Linked DNA regions of Mus musculus: region 2 is linked to region 1. Evidence: chromatin contacts called from ENCODE Hi-C or POLR2A ChIA-PET data. All regions are on one chromosome and are shown on one strand. The core of a region is the stretch at or near the end of the contact, and the rest is flanking DNA. Distances in the headings are between cores, read along the strand shown.

Region 1 (4,710 bases), core at 1,348-3,847:
GATCAAACGGTAAACTTTGTAGGCATTAATCCAAAGCCACCAGATCGAGTGACAGAATCTGCAAAGACACCCCTTCCAGTTCCTCAATCAGTTACCCTCCCCAAAGTTTCTGAAAATGTGGAAGAGATTCCTGGACCACCACTTCAAGTTATAAAGTCTGTGAAGATTCCAGAGAGTACCCCTCAAAAGTCAAAATACAATGATTTGACTCCCAGAATACATGATGTAATAAGTTCAGAATTTGCTCCAAGACTTTGGCTACAAAATGTGCAGTCCAATAAATTAACCCTAGCACCAACACATCAGGTTTTAGAAACAAAAGGACAACCAGGCTTTCAAATTATAAAGACTGTATTAAATCCCAAACCACTGGTTCTGATTGTAAAATCTGAAGAAGTGGCATCAGAACTCACCATGAGATCAAGCATTAAAATAAAGGAGTGTTTGAATTTACACCCAAGACCACATCTTCAAGGACTGGTAAAACTTGCAGGGTTAACTCCAAAGGCCCATATTCAAGTGACTTCTGCAGTTTTAATATTTCAGCAAACATCTCCCCTTAAGGATCCTACATTGTTAACTCATGAACATAGGCTTCAGGCTGAAAAATCTCTAGGCCTCACACCAGAATCTCGTAAATTAATGAAAATGGAGGGTTCAAATCAGAGTAAAGACTCAGAGATGATCACATCAGTACAGTTACAGGCAGAGAACTCCTTATCTTGTTTCATACACAGCCCTTCAGCCCCATTTCTTTCAAGCGTTGATAAAACAACCCAATTAGGGCACCTTCAGGGTTCTGTGGCGCCTGAAGTTTCAAGAGTTTTTGGTATGGAAAACCTTGGTTTGGGAATTTTGCAGTCTTCAAAGTCCTACACAGACACTATTATAATAAAATCTTCAGTTCGTCCCTTGGTCCTTCCAAATCTACCCTCTGATAAGACAGGAGACACCAAGGGAAACCCATATCCTGAGATCTGGAATATTAATGTCTTATCTAAGAAAGGAATTGAAAAGGGCCAAATGGAGGAATTCCAGAGGTATTCTTCATATTCATTCAAACTACTAACAGAGGAGTTTCAGGCTGGATTAGGGGCTCGAAGAAGCTCTATCGGTTCTTTCCTGGGCATACAACAGAATGTCTGGGAAAGTCATGTCTGTAGGCAGCGACTACCTAGGAAATACCTCTCCAGTATGCTAATGCTGGGGAATGTCATGGGAACCACTATGGAAAGGAAGCCTTGTTTTCAGTCATTTGTAACAGAAGGCTCCACTATGGACATCTACCAATCTATTCTTAATTTTTGGGGTTCCAGCTGAACTAATGGTATTTTCTCAAAGCCTGCTAGAAAGGGTTTCAAGGACTGTTTCTCAGACTTCAGTGGTTAAAAACTATATTCAGAGACATATTTTATGTCACAGTAATGAGAAAAGAATGCCTTTAACGATGTCAACACTCTGCTCAACATCTTCCATAATCCAGCAATACTCTGGTAGTAGATTGGGAGTCAAGAAAACTAGTTCAAAGTTCAGCGACATATTCCAGGAAGTCACTGAGCATGTGTCTGTCTCTTGTACCGGGGCTGAGTTTACTTCCTTGATGAAATCAGAGTCATTAAAGTCCCTCCCAGAGAAACAGTCTTAGTTCCTCTGTAAGAACTTATCATAGCTCTTTGATAGAAGACATAACAGTCTCTTTAAGGGGAGAGGCCACAGTTCCTCAAGGAGAAGTCCTCAAAATCCCTCAGGGAGTAGCTTTCCAAGTCCTTCAGGGAAGAGCCCTAGAAGTCACTTGAGGTGGAGCCCTTGTAGTCCCTCAGGAAGGAACCTTCACAGTCCCTCAGGGAGAAGCCCTTGTAGACTTCTAGAGAGAAGAGGGCACATTCCTTCTGTGAAGAAGAGTCTACACAGTCTTTCAGGGAGGAGTCAGCAGACTCTCTATTCTCTGAGATGCCTCAGTCCCTCAAAAACGAGCCATCTCAGTCTCTCGTGGACGTCACTGGGCAGTCATTCAGAAAGGAGCCATGGTAATTTCTCTGAAAGATCCTTTTCCGTTCCCTCTGGTTGGAAAGGACATAGTTCTGGATCAAGCCCACTTCTTCTAAGAACAGGCATTGTTCCAGACTCATCCGCTGGAGAGATCCAGATGTAACTTGGCTAAAGTGTTCATGTCTTTCAGGGACCGCACCAAAAAAAAAAAAAAAAAAAAAAATCCAAAAGCTAGACAAGTTTGGAGGCCAGAAGTTAGTGGATAAGGAGAGTTCTGTCCCTCACCTGAGCAAAGAAAGAGATATCTGGGAGGGAAGGAGAAGAGAATGGGTCTTTAATTTAAGATCAATAAAGGGGCGATTTGAATTTCGTTTGCATCTGTAAAACCACTTGTGGGATGGGTGGGAGTAGGTGTGCAAACGCTAGTTCGGGAGGACCCCTTAAATATTCAGACTCCTCCCATTTGCTCCAACCTTCACGCCCCAAAGGCCTGCCTACTCCCTTGTTGCTATGGGGGCGGGGTCTCAATGGAAGCCGAAGAAGAGTTATCACGTGACTCCTTTCCCGCCGCAGCCCCCTCGGAAGCAGCTAGGCGGAAGTAGGTGTTCAGAACAGGGTTAGTCGCCGCTGAGACCACATCCGGGAGAGGCGAGGAGAGCGGAAGTGGCGTTGGTCTGTCCGGAGCCCTTGGGTGAAATTGTTAGGCGTGGAGGGGGAGTGATGTCTTCCAGACTCGGTGCAGTCACCGCCGTGAGTTTCTTGGTGTGACCATTATACTTTAGAAATAGAACTGTCGAGCTGAGAACACGCGGTCCTTTGCTTTTGTTTTGTACTCAGAGTTGTTTTTTTTTTTTTTTTCCGGAGCCAATCCTAGGCCCCACCCTTTTATATCAGATCCACTTACCGCCTTTTTTCTTCCCATTTTTATTTTTATTGCTTAGTCCTCGTATCCTTGGACTGAGTTCCTCGACACATTGTAATTATTTATATTCCTTCAGCATCCCCAGTGCCTCCCGTTTCTTTTAATATATATATGATACATATGTATATATCATATATATATTTTTTTTTTCCTCGTCTTTTCTTTTCAAGCCTCTATCTAGGATAGGGTTTTGAGAATGGACAAAGATGAAAACTCTGGTATTGTCAACCCGTCTTTACATTGTGAATAAATAGAATGGCACAGGTTTCCTAAAAAGTGTCTCCTTCAGTCCATTTGAAGTAGTTGCTCGGGACAGCTTCACATCTAGGCACAAGGGGGATTCATCTCTTTGCGGATGAGCTTCAAAGGTCCCTAGCACTCACTCCTGTGCTTGTGATTTGCTAGACCCCGGGACCCACATCCCTTAAGCAGCAGAGGAGCACCAGGATCGTGGGAGCTAAGAAGTAAGTGAGGTTTTCTGAGGACATTTTTGTAATGGTGTAGACAGTGCTGCTAAAGATGTTCTGTGTCTGCACTGTGGAGCATCATAGCCACCAGACAGGTATGGCTTTGGGGCACTTGAGATGTGGCTAGTACAATTGAAGAACCGAATTACAAATTCTATTTCATTTTAATGGACTAAAACTTCAATAACCATCTGTAGGTAGTAGCTACGGGATTGGACAGTGCAGATAAAATCCTAGTGTGGGGGAAAGAAAACCTGGCTTGCAATAAAGATGCAGTCTAATAAAAATGGAGTGTGTGTTTCAGTTAGTGGTATTCCTGCGTGGCCTCTGCCCCCCATATCAAATATGTGCTCATAATTAATTTGATGGACTGGGGAGGGAAATAAAAACAGCTATAAGCAATCTTTACATTTCTAAGCTACTTGGTTGCAGCCCTGATTTATTGTTTTGTGTAATGAATGTGCTAAGTTTTGCCATGGCTAACACAAAAGAAAGATTTTATTAACTTGGACCTCCGGGGTGAGTTCATTCACTTAGATAACACTTACGGGATGTCTGCTCTGAACAAGCTGTGTAGTAGGTTGGGCACCCAGGCATGACAACAGAGCTGTCTGTTCAACAGATGAATTGGGTAATCACGGCAATACAATACAGTATAATAGGAAAAAACTGTTTTTTTGTGGTAGGGGCTCACTATCTGGAAATTCCCTGTGACACTTGGCTTGGCCTGTAACTTGTAGTCCTCAGGCATCTGTCTCCTGAGTGCTGGGATCACAGGCCTGGGCCACCACACACTTGTATTTTTGTTTGAGATGGGGTTTCACTATGTAGCCCAGGCTGACCAGGAGCTTACTGTGTCGGCCAGGGTGGACTTTAACTTTTGCAGTTTCTGCCCTCAGCCTTCCCAGTACCGGGATCACAGGCATGTGCTACGCTTTTAATTTGTGCAACTGCTAGTAAATATTCCTATAGTGGAATTTAATGCCACTTTTGGGAAGCAAAGGGATGATTTCAGTATTACCAGAATAGTCCACGCAAAGACAGAGGCTTGAAGGTCGAAGAATAATTCAGTTAGAGACTGAGCAGTCCCACCCTCCTGTCCCATGAAGTCAGTGTTTGAACTGATAGAAGTTTATAATACCTAGCTGTGTGACACTGGCATGGAGGATGATAGCGCGTGGAGGATATCGCAGGGCGTCATTAAGAGGAGGTAGCAGGGGGCTGGAGAGATGGCTCAGCGGTTAAGAGCACTGACTGCTCTTCCAGAGGTCTTGAGTTCAAATCCCTGCAACCACATGGTGGCTCACAACCATCCGTAATGAGATCTGACCT
Region 2 (4,710 bases), core at 768-3,267, 150 kb before region 1:
GTGGTCGGTCAGGCCTCGGGGGGCCGCTCGGTGCCCAGAGGGCGGCCCATCGCCAGACTGGCGCTGGCCCTACCCCATTCTGACACCGGCCCGCCAAGGCGGGCAGCGACGGCCGAGCTGCGGGCAGAGAGGGCAGAGGCGGAGTGGCCGCGGGCGGCGGGTCTGCCGGCCCCCCGGCCTTCCCAAGGGCCCCGCGTGGTCTGACTCTGAGCGGGGGGCGTTGCCAGCGAGGCCTGCGTCCCCGGTGCAGAGGACAGTGCGGCGGCCAAAGCTGGTCCCCTGCAGCGGGATGTGACCGTCCCGGCGAGCCAGCCGCCGCCTTCTGCAGAGCTGGCCCGGCGCGCTCCGCTGCAGCCGGGCTGGGACGCGCTGGCCTGTCTCGCCGCCGTCATCCCTCCCCCCTCTCCCCCCAGCCACGTTCTCCCTGGGCTCCTCCCACGACCCTCCCTATGGCGGCCTGCCGGGGCCCCTATCCCTTCCTTCACCCTCCCTGCTCTAGCCGATTAACTGACTAGAGCCACCAGGACAGGCTCAGGTGTGAGGGTCTTGTGCACCTGAGAAAGCACCTCCTTCCCCGCATGAAATTAGCCAAGTTAGGAAGAGGCATTCCATCTCCGAATGCAGGAGGGGGCCACGAGCAGAGGATGATGGAGATAATTATTGTTTTAACAACCTCTTGGAGACTGCGTCAGCTTTTAAGTCTCTTTTCCATTCATGATCTGATTTGATTCCATTCGCTTTCTCATTCACTCTTTCGTTTATTCAGCAAATATTTACTGATCATCTTCTATGTGCCTGGCATCATTATAAGAACTAGAAAGGATTAAAAAGAGGGCTGGGCATATAAGAGCAATTTAAAAGCAGATCTCTCTCTCTCTCCCCCCCCCCCCCCCCCCGTGGGTGTGAGTGTAACACATTCCTTTGAGAGAAATCGGTTAACCCACACCTCAGGTTTTCTACCCTTAAAGCATAGAAACATGAAACAATTGTTAGAATATCAATAGTGTCAAACACTGGACAAGGGTCTTTTTTTTTTTTTTTTTTTTTTTTTTTTTTCCAAGACAGGGTTTCTCTGTGTAGCCCTGGCTGTCCTGGAACTCACTCTGTAGACCAGACTGGCTTCAAACTCAGAAATCCACCTGCCTCTGTCTCCCGAGTGCTGGAATTAAAGGGGTGCATCACCACTGCCCGGCAACAAGAGTCTTTAAAAACCTTCTGTCACTGTATGAATAAGTATTATTCAACAACTTGTTAGTTGTTGCATTCATTCAGTAAACATGTAGACATGTTAGGTCCTTAAATTATTTCATATGTTAGCTGAGTATGAAATCTGTGTGATCCTAAATAGCCAACCACTTGTCTGAGGCTGTTTCCTCATCTAAAAACAATGCCAACAATGGCTTCTATGTATCTATGTGTCCATGTGTCCATGTATCCAATGATGTCTGCCATTTGGGAGAAAGTGGGTCAGGAGAAATAGAGACTGTGGTATTTAGGGCAATTTCTTGGTCCTCGTTGTTCTTAGCAGTATTTCTATTTCTGTGACATCTCCTCTGTGATATCCAGTTCAGTGTTCGCACACCTGGGGTCCAGAAGCGTCTATTGCTTTTCTTTCAGAGAGGAGCAGATAAAATGAGCCAGTGGGGCAGGGAAGGACTGCATGCTGACATGTGATCAAGCCATGACCTGAGTCCTCTGACTTCTACTGACCCTGATCTCTGGCCTTTGGAGGCATTTGGGCCACAGATTTGTTCAGGGATTCTTTCTGACCTGGGTGTTCTGCAAGGGCAAAAGCAAAGAACGTCTGGTCCTCTTCTCCAAGGGCAGAGGCTGGCAAGCCAGAGTATACGCAAAGAGGACCCTCAGGAGCTCCTGTGAGGGCTGGAAGCCCCGGCGACAGGAACGGGTGTTGAAGAGAGGGGCGTAGGGGGTGGTGTTTTGAGAGGCAGGGTTCTTAGGTTAATCATCTCCATGGCTCAGATAAGACCCTGCCAACTGGAAGCAAATTATTGGGGCCAGAACAGATTGCGTGAGTGCAGAGGCAGGCGGGTTGGAGAGTCTGCAGTGTGGGACCATGCCAAGCACCAAGCGGTATCAGCATGTGATCGAGACCCCTGAGCCTGGGGAATGGGAGGTAAGGTTCTTTCTCCATTTCAGCCTTCTCTTCTGATTCCTAAAATACTGTTAAGTTTGGACTGGCCTCAGCTCTGGACTTCTACTCCCTCTTCTATTTTTTTTTTTTTTTCTTTTGCTACACGGTCTAGCCCAGGCTGGCCTCAAACTTGCTATGTATCTGAGGATAGCCTTGAACTCCTGATCCCTTTGTTGCAGCTTCACTTTCCAAATGCCTGAATTGCAGGCACACTTACCATGATAGGCACCTTTCCCCTTACCTTTCCTTATGATCTTCCTTTCCTAATAGGCTCAGAACATCACATGAAGACTAAGTTTTTAGTATGTGAATGGTGTGTGCCTTATGTGTGCATGTATGTGCACAAGTCGGTGTGTGTGAAGTATGTGAATCTAAGCCAAACACTGGGCCTCCTGCCACTCCCACCTCCAGTCCAGCAGGCATAAGGCAGACTTTGGCTTTCTGTCCCTACCCTTGTGTGTCTCTAGTTGTCAGGGTATGAAGCAGCTGTGCCAATCACAGAGAAGTCCAACCCACTGACCCGGAACTTGGACAAAGCAGATGCAGAGAAAATTGTTCAACTGCTGGGGCAGTGTGATGCTGAGATATTCCAGGAGGAGGGGCAAATCATGCCCACCTACCAGGTGACCCACAGTCAAATCTCAGACACTGCAAATAAAGATGTCAAGTCGGCCACACTTCCACCTCTACCCTCCTGATACAGGAAATCCTGATCCCTCTCCTTCAATCTCAATCCATCATCTTCCATTTCTTCCTCCCCTCCCCATTCCCATTTTTAAAATTTATTTATCTGTTTTGTGATGTGGAAGGATTTGTTCCATGAGGAAATGTGTGGAAGTCAGAGGACAACTTTTGGGAATCAGTCTGTCCTTTCACCATGTGGGTCCCTGGGATTAAACTCAGATCATCAGACTTGGCCACAATCCTCTTAACTCACTGAGTCATCTCACTGCCTTTCTCTCACCTCTACCCCCCCACCCCATTTCTCCATCCTGATTCCTGTCCACTCTCTACAGCGACTGTACAGTGAGTCAGTTCTGACCACCATGTTGCAAGTGGCTGGCAAGGTCCAGGAAGTGCTGAAGGTACAAATTCCCCACCTGCTTCTCATCCATCCAAACACTTCTGTTCCCTCCAACTTCCTCCTTCCCGGGTCTCCACTTCTTGTTTTTATAAATCTCAGTTCTTTATTCTTTTAGTCTTCCCTTTGGATATTTTTTGTTGTTTTAGTCACTGATAATAGTTATGACAGCTACCAGATGGATACTACTTTATCAGCAGCAGTGCATTTCCTTTGAAAATATTATTATTTTTTAAATGTTTATGGCTGTTTTGGCTGCATGTATGTCTGTGTACCACGTGTGTACCTGGTGCCCTTGGAAGGCAGGAAAGGATCACAGATGATTGTGAGCTGCCATGGGGTCCTCTGAAAGGGCAGCCAGTGTGTTCATGGCGGAGCCATCTCTCCATCCTCAGCAATGCACTTCCACACTCTGTACATCCACAAAACCCAGTAAAGTTGGTATTATTATCTTTTTTTTTTTTTAAGTTCTCTTTCCAGACCAGAAAACAAAGAAAGGCTGATTGTAGTCACTTGCTTGGATGTACCCAGCTAATAACTGCTGGCTGGCACCACTGCTTTGATTATTTACTTTTAGTTAGTTGACAAAGCTGCTCTCAAATCCCTTCTGGAATTTTAATGAATAGCTTAGTCAGAGAGGATAGTCAAGAGGATTTCTTTCTCCAGATTACTGTTCTTTTTGCTACCTCACCTGGCCTATGCTCGCCTCCATTTTATGATGATGAGAAGAAGAAGGTGTTCCAAGTCTCCCTCTGACCTGGGCTTCTTTCCATCCTCAGGAGCCAGATGGGGGCCTGGTGGTGCTGAGTGGAGGGGGCACCTCTGGTCGTATGGCATTCCTTATGTCTGTGAGTACCTTAATTCCTGGCTTCTCCCTTCTCCTCCTGGGGATAGCCCCCAGAACGAAAAGGCTCATCTGAAATAAGGTCTCTCAATAGATGTATTCTCTCCCCACTTCCTCTCCAAAACCTGGAGCTCAGGATGGAGTCAGATTTCTCTGGCCCCACTAGAGCCCCGGCACTCTCTTGTTAACATCCTCACATCTTGTGCATCACTACGTAATCATTTCCAAGTTGCATCTTTAAGTGGCGGACTCCAAACAAGTTAGGGTTAAGCATTGGCCTAAGAAGACCATTATGCACCTTGATCCTCTAGGACCTGAGAACCCGTGTTATGTCCTTTTTAATCACTCTGTCGGCATATTCCCTCCCCCTGGACAGGTGTCTTTCAACCAGCTGATGAAAGGTCTGGGACAAAAACCTCTTTACACATACCTCATTGCAGGGGGTGACAGGTAAGTTACCCCGACCTGTACTCGTGGCCTGAATGTTTTTTTGTTTGTTTGTTTGTTTTTTTGTTTTTTTTTTAATTGTATATGAGTATACTGTAGCTGTCTTCAGACATACCAGAAGTGGGCATTGGATCCCATTACAGATGATTGTGAGCCACCATGTGGTTGCTGGAAATTGAACTCAGT

Evidence for each region. Hi-C counts contacts between places; a loop is a spot of excess contacts on that map. ChIA-PET counts read pairs that join two places held with the same protein, here RNA polymerase II (POLR2A).
Region 2: a map of left cerebral cortex shows a loop between it and region 1 (3-fold over the local background). The contact joins the promoter of Gckr here to the promoter of Zfp512 in region 1. A Hi-C loop is called at or near these places in 6 of 37 maps with a recorded cell type or tissue (heart and left cerebral cortex). POLR2A ChIA-PET finds 5 or more read pairs at or near these places in 1 of 5 experiments (embryonic stem cell).

Annotation. Positions count from the first base shown.
Region 1 is chr5:31,449,839-31,454,548 of GRCm38, forward strand. Zfp512 (zinc finger protein 512) reads left to right here and starts at 2,598. Exons shown (of 14, transcript NM_172993.3): 1 at 2,598-2,739; 2 at 3,317-3,375. The coding sequence starts at 2,710.
Region 2 is chr5:31,295,546-31,300,255 of GRCm38, forward strand. Gckr (glucokinase regulatory protein) reads left to right here and starts at 2,018. Exons shown (of 19, transcript NM_001374741.1): 1 at 2,018-2,134; 2 at 2,620-2,775; 3 at 3,169-3,237; 4 at 4,013-4,081; 5 at 4,454-4,527. The coding sequence starts at 2,075. It overlaps Fndc4 (fibronectin type III domain containing 4), which reads right to left and starts at 387. Exons shown (of 7, transcript NM_022424.6): 1 at 1-387.